Linked DNA regions of Homo sapiens: region 2 is linked to region 1. Evidence: read pairs that join two places in POLR2A ChIA-PET (ENCODE). Cell type or tissue: Caco-2. All regions are shown on one strand.

Region 1 (5,000 bases):
TCGGTAACCCACCTGCATTCTGTTCTATATGTGAGGTCTGGAGGTTGCACCTTAAAACGTGGTAGAAATCAGTCAGCATATGCATACTGTGCATACTGAATGCCTGTCGTGTGCTCAGCCGGCTTCCTGCCCTCCGCACAGCGGAGGACCACTGGCTGACTTAGAGTTCTGGCCACAGGTGTCCAAGTCGCTATCCATGCGGTCACCTTCCAACCAGCCTTAGACCTCGAGAGCAGGGCTGGGCAGAGCTGGGCAGGGCCTGACCTGCCCACCTGGGGGCAAACACTACACAGGCTCCCTTTATCAGAAGGACGATAGTATGAATAGTGATTGTTCCTACCATCATCACTCAACCTCGCTGGTCCCCTGGTGGCTCTTCTCAGATCAGAGGCTGCCAGGAAGGAATTTTGAGGCTCCAGGACTAGCCCAAACTCACACTGTGGGGAGTGTGCACTGAGTGCTATGCTCCTGGCTTAGGGAAGAGCAGTTCTGCCTAGGATCTTTCTAGAATCAGAGGGTCACAGATCCAAGTTGGAAAGGCCCTTAAAGGGCTCCACCTGACCTTTCATCATGGAGATGAGCAAGCTGAGGCCCAGGGAGGGCTTGGTGTGAAGGCATCAGTAGCCCTGGGCTCCTGGCAGGAAGCTGGTGGCTTGGAGGGGACTGGAGCCTTGGGGTGTGGACAGGGAGCTAGCTCACCAGCTCCAGGGTTCCCTTTTGGAGCCTCGAGTCATGGGACCAGGTGTGCTGAAGGTGATGGCCCTGTGCCTGGTGGCACATCACCTGTCACCCGGATGCTGCCTGGGGTAGGAGCTGGGTGATCATAGCACATGGAGGCCTGACTGGCTCAGGGAGGGTAGGAGGTGCTCCTCCCCGGAGCCCACAGGCACCTGCTGGGTGCTTGCTGGCTCCAGATATGGATGGCATCTGAGCATCAAGTGATCAAGACCTTCATTTTGGCGGGGGTGGGGATGGGAGGCGACAGTAACCAAATTCACAAGATAGTAACTCTTCCCCAAAGCATCTGTGGCTCTTGAGGCTAACTTGGCCAGTACAGCGGCCTGTGTTACCCGAAATGCAACTCCACCCTCTGTCATTGTTCCTGAACCGGGGAGGGCAGAGCTGCAGGAGAGTGGGAGGCATATGGCTGAGGGCAGGTTTGGGTGCAGAACTGTGGAGGGGCAGGGCCGGCCTCCCAGTGAATAAGCCCCCGGCCTGCAGGTGCCAGAGTACTGTTCCGTGTGGGGCTGACACTGGTGCGCCTGGCGCTGGGCACTGCAGAGCAGCGAGGGGCCTGCCCTGGCCTCCTGGAGACACTGGGAGCCCTTCGAGCCATCCCCCCCGCGCAGCTGCAGGAGGAGGCCTTCATGTCACAGGTGGGTACCCCCACCTCTCCTTGGACTTGCCCAGCCCCTGCTGCACGGGGGAAACTGAGTCCCAGAGCAGGAAGCCAAAGCGAGAATGGGGACTTAGTTCCTGTCCCCTGAGCTTCAGAGAACACAAAAACCTGAGGCCTCCAGTGGCTTTCTGTGGCTCCCCAGTGAGGCTGTCAGCCCCTCAGTCCTCAGCCACTTCCTGGGCTGGGGACCTCACAGTTTCCTGTTCCTGCCTTGAGGCCGGGCAAACGCAGCACCAACTGCTCCCCACAGGTGCACAGCGTGGTGCTGTCAGAGCGGGACCTGCAGCGGGAGATCAAGGCCCAGCTGGCCCAGCTGCCCGATTCCGCGCCGGGACCCCCGCCCCGGCCACAGGTCCGCCTCGCCGGGGCCCAAGCCATCTTTGAGGCCCAGCAGCTGGCAGGAGTGCGACGAGGCGCCAAGCCTGAGGTGCCTCGGATTGTGGTGCAGCCCCCGGAGGAGCCCAGACCACCGCGGCGGAAACCCCAGACCCGCGGCAAGACTTTCCATGGGCTCCTGACTCGGGCCCGGGGCCCCCCCATCGAGGGGCCCCCCAGGCCCCAACGAGGCTCCACCTCCTTCCTGGACACCCGCTTCTGAGAGGACCATGGACTTAGTGTCCCCCAGTCTCAATTGCCTGATGGCTGATGCCGGCCCGGCAAATAGGCACCGCACTTTACTCTTGGGACTCGGGGACTTGGCTTCCTTCCTGGCAAGGACCAGGCAGTGGGGAAGGAGGAGGTCCTCCGTGGTACATACTGGGTCAGGCACTAGCATGGAGGAGGGTCACAGAGTGGGGCACGTGAGGACCCATGGAACCGTCCTGGTGCCCAGGCCCTCACAAGTACCAAAGCCAGCACCAAAGGAGTCAGGGAAGGGGTTGGCTGAGTCAAGGGACCCCAGAGGGCACCAGGAATAAAATCTTCTTGAACAGATGCCTTGGATGGCGCTGGATCAAATGCCCTCCTCCCAACCCCAGACAGGCAGCCCCTTCCCCTCCTCCCTCATCTGCCCTTCCCAGCCCCGCCCTCTCCTGGTCCTGCCCTGGGGACACACCGAGGCTGCCCACTGGCCGCTGGGGAAGGTGTTTACAGTAATAAGAGCCAATTGAAAGTTGCCCTGCCCAGCCTCTGGGGACAGGAGTGGCTTTTGCACCTGCAGGAGGAGGGCGCCCCAGTGGATGGCGAGTCCAGGGGCTCTACCCCCTCTTCTGCCCTCCTTCCCCTCCCTCCAGGGTGGTTCAGTACTCGCTGGGATGGGGGACTCTAACCCAAGTCCTCCCCGCACCCATGGTTCTAGTCACATCTGTCAAAGGGATCCAGGCAAGAACAAAGGCCTAGTGTGCCTCGGACAAAGGAGAAAGGTCCCGCCAGCCCTCACCCCTCCCTGGGCCCTGCGTCTGCCCCCTCGGGACCGCCACCATGGAAACCCCCTCCCACACTCACTAATAGCCCCCGTGGGTGCCCAGGACCTGAGCCATCGCCAGGGCAACAGGGCTGGTTCCGACACAGGCGTGTGTCCCGCAGTGTCCATTCCCAAGTGCCCTCCCTTCGATGGGGAACACGGCAGGACTCCATATGGATGGGAGGCATCTGCAGGCCCAGGCTCCAGGGGTGGCCATTGGGTGGGGTGTCAGTGGAGTCACCTGTCAGACTCTGGGTTTGGAATGTTCTTGCGACAGGGCCACAGGCTGCGTCTATGTGGCAAGTGCCAGGTCCTGGGTCCTGGGCAGACTTGTCCTACTCCCAAGGAGCCTAACCCCTGGAAGAGGGAATCATGGCGGCCCAGACCCTTCCTTATCTGTCGTTTCTCCGGGGGAAACTGAGGCTCAGGAGGAGCAGGAACTTGCAGAAAGCCTTACTATCTATCCATAGCAGACCCAAGGTTTAGCCCTGCCCCAACCACTGGCAGCTCCCCCCTGGGCAGCCCCCTGGGAGTGCTTTCTCCTGCTCCTTCCCCGCTCTACCCCCAATCCTGCACCAGCCCCTCAGTGTGTGAATGAGGCAATAGCCAGACTCCCGTGATTTAGAGCGCGCTCCAGAGCCTCCTCTGCCCACTCCTCCTTACCCCGCTGGGGTGCCTGCAACTTAATAATAGCCTCCTTACCTGTAGTTTACAAAACCCTTTCCCAGACCCCCCGCCCCTAGGCCCTCTCTCTGCAGGTGGCCCCTGATATCCCTGTTAGAGACACAGGCTTAGTGAGGACAAGGACCTCACCCAGGCCCACAGTGAAAGGCAGAGCCGGCTGGAATGCAGAGGCAAGGCTCTGTGCTGTGTAGACTATGCCTTATCCTTAGACGAGGAGTGTCTTGGTGGAATCTCAGGCACTGTAGCGGGCAGGGTGGCCGGGGTCAGGGGGCACTTGTCCCTGAAATCCACTTGGGAGCTCCCCGCCCTCCACAGTTCAGCTCTTTGCCTGGGAGAATAGAGGAGCAAGGTGCAGCAGCCTCAGCCCTGGGCCGAGGGTCTGTCATGAGCCTGCGGGGGCGCGGTGGCAGTGGCTCACCCTGGACACAGACCCTAGGAGCCGGTGGTCTCCAGCAGCGTCCCTCCAGCTGGGGCTCAGTCATTGCCTTTCCTACTCAGGAGACTGTTTTCTGGGCAGCTCTTCTGTAGGTTTCCTTATCAGTCACCTGCATGGGAGCCCTAACTCACAGGCTGGACAGAAGAGGCCCAGTGCCCTCCGGGTGTGAACCCTCGCACACATGCGTTCTCACAGGCTCTCCTCCGCAGGGCTGCACCGGCCCCCACAGCACCTTTTTGCCAGCTAGGGAAAGACGTCTCTCCTCCAGGCAACATGCAGCCTCACCAGAGTGCACGGTGTAGCAGAGTGGGGTGTGATCTCTCTCCCAGGTGCCTTTGTGCAGTGAGCAACCTACACAAACATGCTCAGTGAACCTAGAAAGTCCCTACAGATCTGCCTGGAAGGGGGCTCAGAGAAGGGAAGTGATGCATCTGAGAGGACTCAGTGTGTGGGGACTGAAGCTGGGAGGGCCCCTGGGATGTCTGTCAGCCTGCCTCAGAGTGGACACGAGTGGGGGCATGCAAAGGAGTGGAGCAGGACAAATGGGTGCCTGCCATGGATCGGCGGGGAGGACCCACGGTCTCCATCTTGCCCTGCCACCCACTTGAGGTTCCCTGAATTCCCACACTGTTCCAGGCTCCCAGAGGGGTCAGACTTGGACTCACCTGCATGGGAAAGGCCCTTTCTTCTCCTCTGAGCCTCAGTATTCTCCTGCGGATAATGGGATTATAATAGCCCCCACCCCAGCCTCAAGAGGGCTCTACCAGCTCATGATGATGATGATGATGACTGTTCAGTCCAGCGGGACAGCAGCCAAAGCACTGCCTCTCCTCACCCCACCCCTACCTAGCCTCAGGTGATGTCCAGGCTTTCCTGGCAGGGGCAGAGCAGAACCACCCGCCCACCTGCCTGCCCCAAGTCCCAGGATCCTGAGCTTGGGCTGCAGCTGCCCAACTCTGATTTTCCTCCCTGTATCCACAAGGCAAAAGCCAGAGCAGCCAGGGACCAGACAGGGTGGCCTAGGAGAGGGCACAGCCGCAGCACTCTGTGCATGCATGCACGCATTCTGGCAGAAGATC
Region 2 (5,000 bases), 1.4 Mb after region 1:
GTCTGGAACAAGCAAATCTACAGAGACAGAAAGTACACTAGTGGTTGCCGGGGGCTTGGAGCAGATGGGAAGATAGGGAGGTCATGGGTAAGGAGTTGGGGGTATCTTCTTAGGGTGATGAAAACATTCCAAAATTGATTGTGGTGATAGTTGCACAACTCTGTGAATATACTAAAAACCACTGAAAGCCTGGGCAACATGGCGAAACCCTGTCTCTGCAAAAACTACAAAAATTAGATGGGTGCGGTGATGTGTGCCTGTAGTCCCAGCTACTAAGGAGGCTGAGGTGGGAGGATCACTTGAGCCTGGAAGTTCGAAGCTGCAGTGAGCCGTGACTGCACCACTGCATTCCAGCCTGGGCAACAGAGCAAGACCCTGTCTCAAAAAAAACCCAAACTCACCGAAGTGTACATTTTAGATGGGTGAATTTTATGGTATATGAATCTCTCAATAAAGCTGTTACCAAAAAATACTGTCTGAAGAAGTGTTATCTATTTAATGTCTATGCACCTAACCATTCTCTCCTCAAATATATGATGGTGGGGGTGGATATGTTATTATTTTCTTCCATATCCTGTCCACCATAATGCTCTGGTCACATTAAGGACTCATTCAGCAGCCATAAAAAAGAATGAAATTGGCCGGGCACGGTGGTTCACGCCTGTAATCCCAGCACTTTGGGAGGCCGAGGCGGGAGGATCAACTGAGGTCAGGAGTTCGAGAACAGCCTGACCGACATGGAGAAACCCCATCTCTCCTAAAAAATACAAAATTAGCCGGGCATGGTGGTGCATGCCTGTAATCCCAGCTACTCGGGAGGCCAAGGCAGGAGAATCACTTGAACCCAGGAGGCAGAGGTTGCAGTGAGCTGAGATCATGCCATTGCACTCCAGCCTGGGCAACAAGAACAAAACTCTGTCTCAAAAGAAAGAAAGAAAGAAAGAAAGAAATCATGTCCCTTGCAGTAATATGGATGCAACTGGAGGCCTTTATCCTAAGTGAACTCACTCAGAAACAGAAAACCAAATACCGCATGTTCTCACCTATAAGTGGCAGCTAAACAATGGGTACCCATAGACATAAAGATGGAAGTGACAGGCCGGGTGCGGTGGCTCACGCCTGTAATCCCAGCACTTTGGGAGGCCGAGGTGGGCAGATCACCTGAGGTCAGGAGTTTGAGACCAGCCTGGACAACATGGTGAAACCCCATCTCTACTAAAAATACCAAAAATTAGCCAGGCGCGGTGGCAGACGCCTGTAATCCCAGCTACTTGGGAGGCTGAAGCAGGAGAATCGCTTGAACCTGGGAGGCGGAGGTTGCAGTGAGCTGAGATCGGGCCACTGCACTCCAGCCTGGGGGACAAGAGCAAAGCTCCATCTCAAAAAAAAAAAAAAAAAAGAGAAAAAAGATGGAAATAACAGACATTGGGGATTCCAAAAGGGAAGGGAGGCAGCAGGGCAAGGGCTGAAAAATTACCTATCAGGTACAATGTTCACTCTCTTCCCTTTCATGGAGGGCACTCTGGGTACACCAGAAACCCAACCCCACCAGTATGCAAAATGCCTGTGTAACAAACAGGCACGTGTACCCCCAAATCTAAAATTAAATTAAATTTAAAAAAAGACTCATTCAAAACAACTGTTACCTCATGGCATTAAGGAATTTCTGTGAATTATCTTTTAGGTATTACAAGATATTGTGGTTATGTTTTTTAAGAGACAGAGTCTCGCTCTGCTGCCCAGGCTGGAGTGCAGTGGCACAATCACAGCTCACTGCAGCTCTGGGTTCAAGCAATCCTCCTGCCTCAGCCTCCTGAGTAGTTGAGACCGTGGGTGTGAGCCATGGCACTCAGGCAGTGGTTATTTTTAAAAAGGGTTCCCATCTTTTATTGATACATCCTAACATATTGCTACATGCAATTGTATCTTTTTTTTTTTTTTTTTTTGAGACTGTTGAGTCTTGCTCTGTCGCCTAGGCTGGAATGCAGTAGCACGATCTAGGCTCACGTTAACCTTTGCCTCCCGGGTTCAAGCAATTCTCCTGCCTCAGCCTCCCCAGTAGCTGAGACTACAGACACCCGACACTGCACCCAGCTGATTTTTGTATTTTCAATATAGCCCAGATTACACCGTGTTGGCCAGGCTGGTCTTGAACTCCTGACCTCAGGTGATCTGCCCAACTCGGCCTCCCAAAGTGCTGTGAGCCACTGTGCCCAGCCTAATTTTATCTTTTATCATATCTGGGACTTGCTTCAAAATCACTTGGGGTGGGAAAAATGGAGGGACGGGTAGGAAGGAGCCATGTGTGAGAACGGGTGAAGGGCAGGGCTGTGCAAGCCCGGTAGGTAAGTGTCTCTTCTACGCACATTTGAGATCTCCTGATGTTTTAGAATGTGTTGAATGAAATGAAACATTCATCTGCTGCAATTGGAGCTCAAAAATCTCATGTTTGGAGAGCTCCTCAGATACTCCAAGTGCCCCAGGTGCCCACCTCCCAGGAAGGGAAGCACACACTTCTCACCCCATAGCCCACCCAATACAACAGGGCTGGCAGCAGAGAAACGGCGTAACCCATCCGGAGCCAGGGAAGATAAAACCAGGAGGAGCAAAGGTTTCCGGGGCCAGAGCATGTGGAAAGTTGGCCATGCCCAAGCCCCCTTACCCCGTCCCCACTACCCACAATCTGGAAATACCTGAACAGTCACCACCTGCTTGCCCAACCCAACAGGATTTTTATGACCCTGGTGTAAAAAGGATGAGAAAGGAAAAGCAGGGCCTCCCCCCAGTGCCCGCCTCCCCGAGTGCCCGCCTCCCTCCAGTGCCTGCCCCCCACCTCACCCAGCCAGCCTCTTCCAGGTGCTTCCTCTTCAGGCAGGAGGCCACACTCCTGGCCCACGCAGGGACTTCACCTCTCCCCAGAAGAGGGCACACCTGCTCCCTGCCTTTCACCCAGCTGGGAGTGGATGCAGAGTGGCAGCTTCTCCCACCTCTGAGTCACCGGAAACAAAGCCGGGGGACTGCAGAAGACACGGGCACCATGGCTTCACAGAGGCCAACCCACCCCAGTGAGTGCCACCCAGCTCCTGGGCCAGCCTCACTCACTCCAGACACAGGGCAGAGGGTTCCTAATGTCTCTAAAACCGAGGAACTCATAAGAATGGTAACCAGATAAAGCCATTCGCACCACACCCGCCTTCCCTCCCTGGCCCTGGAGAGTAGAGGGCCCCAGACCAGAGTCTGAGAGTGGTCAGCACGTTTCCTGCCTTGATGTACCCCCGCACTGAAAGCCAACCTGAGGCCGGGCACTGTGGCTCAGGCCTGTAATCCCAGCACTTTGGGAGGCCAAGGTGGGAGGATCACTGTAGGTCAGGAGTTCGAGACCAGCCTGGCCAACATGGTGAAACCCTGTCACTACTAAAAATACAAAAATTAGCCGGATCTGGTGGTGCACGCCTGTATTCCCAGCTAACTGGGAGGCTGAGGCAGGAGAATTGCTTGAACCCGGGAGGCAGAGGTTGCAGTGAGCCGAGACCAGGCCACTGCACTCCTAGGTGAGAGAGTGAGACTCCGTCTCAAAAAAAAAAAGGTCAGGCGCGGTGGCTCACGCCTGTAATCCCAGCACTTTGGGAGGCCGAGGGGGGCAGATCATGAGGTCAGGAGGTAGAGACCATCGTCGCTAACACGGTGAAACCCCATCTCTACTAAAAATACAAAAAAAAAATTAGCCGGGCGTGGTGGCGGGCGCCTGTAGTCCCAGCTACTCGGGAGGCTGAGGGAGGAGAATGGCGTGAACCCGGGAGCCGGAGCTTGCAGTGAGCTGAGATCAGGCTACTGCACTACTGGGTGAGAGAGTGAGACTCCCTGTCAAAAAAAAAAAAAGAAAACCAACCTGGCCCTCAGCGTGACTTTCTGTAACATACTTTACTTAGCACAAACGGGATTCCTCAAAGTAAATCGGGTCTGCGGCCTCACCACACTGGCATAAACAGGACTGGGACTACAGGTGGCTAACCTCACCTTCCTGGAAACAGACAGCAGCCAGGTGAGGCAGGTGAGCAGCTGAGACTGGGATGGGCAGACGACAAGCCCAGGGCCAAGGGCGCAAAGCTCTTCCAAGGACCTGGTGCTTAGGGAGGAGGAGTGGGGGTGAGGTGGGGTGTCCAGGTGGAAGAACGCCAGTCACTAATAAATTCCTGGACCTCAGATAAGCCTCACAAAAACTTTGGGAGGCCAAGGCGGGCAGATCGCTTGAGCCCAGGAGTTTGAGACCAGCCTGAGCAATGTGGAAAATCTCATCTCTACTAAAAATACAAAAATAAACCAGGCGCGGTGGTGAGCACCTGTAGTCCCAGCTACTTGGGAGGCTGAAGGGCGAGGCTCACACAAGCCCGGGAGGTTGAGGCTACAGTGAGCCATGATCACACCACTGCACTCCAGCCTGGGCGACAGAACGAGATCTTGTCTCAAAACATACACATACACAAGCTCCAGTGAACTTTACTATATTATACAGCAAGACTGTTTTCTGTCTTAAATGCTTTAAATCATAAGATAACCGCAAACACACAGGCAAGCAGAGAATAACACCTGTGTACCCTCCTGGAATCAACAAATTTAACATTTTGCTGTATTGATTTAGAATGTCCCCCCTACCCCACCCCACCCCCACCAGTTTGTTTGTTTATTTTTGTTTTTGTAGAGATGGGATCTCACTATGTTGCCCAGGCTGGTCTTGAACTCCTGGACTCAAGCAGTCCTTCCTCTTTGGCCTCCCAAGCTGCTGAGATTACAGGTGCCCAGCCCTGCAAAAATTTCTAAGATGCAATAGATACAACCTCCTCTCCCTGTCCCCAGAATGCGGGGCTCATCTTTCCCTACGTATTTGAGTATCTACAAGTGCATACAGTGCCACCATACACGTGCGAGGCACACACAAATGCTGCCTACTCTGTGCGCGGTCCTGCAACTTGCTTCTCGTCCACATTGAGTTCCAAGCTGCC

What was found. ChIA-PET counts read pairs that join two places held together with the same protein. Peaks named below come from ENCODE experiments on the same cell type or tissue, not always from the same donor. Only the 100,000 strongest peaks of a DNase experiment are listed, where the experiment ranks them.
Region 2: POLR2A ChIA-PET joins it to region 1 with 8 read pairs; 1 of 35 experiments calls an interaction of 5 or more read pairs at or near these places.

The regions. Positions count from the first base shown.
Region 1 is chr11:67,407,758-67,412,757 of GRCh38, forward strand. It overlaps TBC1D10C (TBC1 domain family member 10C), which reads left to right. Exons shown (of 9, transcript NM_001369496.1): 8 at 1,222-1,376; 9 at 1,650-2,332. The coding sequence ends at 1,997. Among named protein-coding and RNA genes, the nearest start is that of CARNS1, 5.4 kb to the right of the region's middle. RefSeq lists enhancers at 4,119-4,258, 4,285-4,786, 4,787-5,000. In Caco-2, no CTCF peak of the experiment used is centred here; a DNase peak (open chromatin) is centred at 2,476.
Region 2 is chr11:68,822,868-68,827,867 of GRCh38, forward strand. All of the region lies in intron 1 of CPT1A (carnitine palmitoyltransferase 1A), which reads right to left. Among named protein-coding and RNA genes, the nearest start is that of CPT1A, 17 kb to the right of the region's middle. RefSeq lists an enhancer at 3,109-3,168. In Caco-2, a CTCF peak has its summit at 2,954 (motif pointing right); a DNase peak (open chromatin) is centred at 2,922.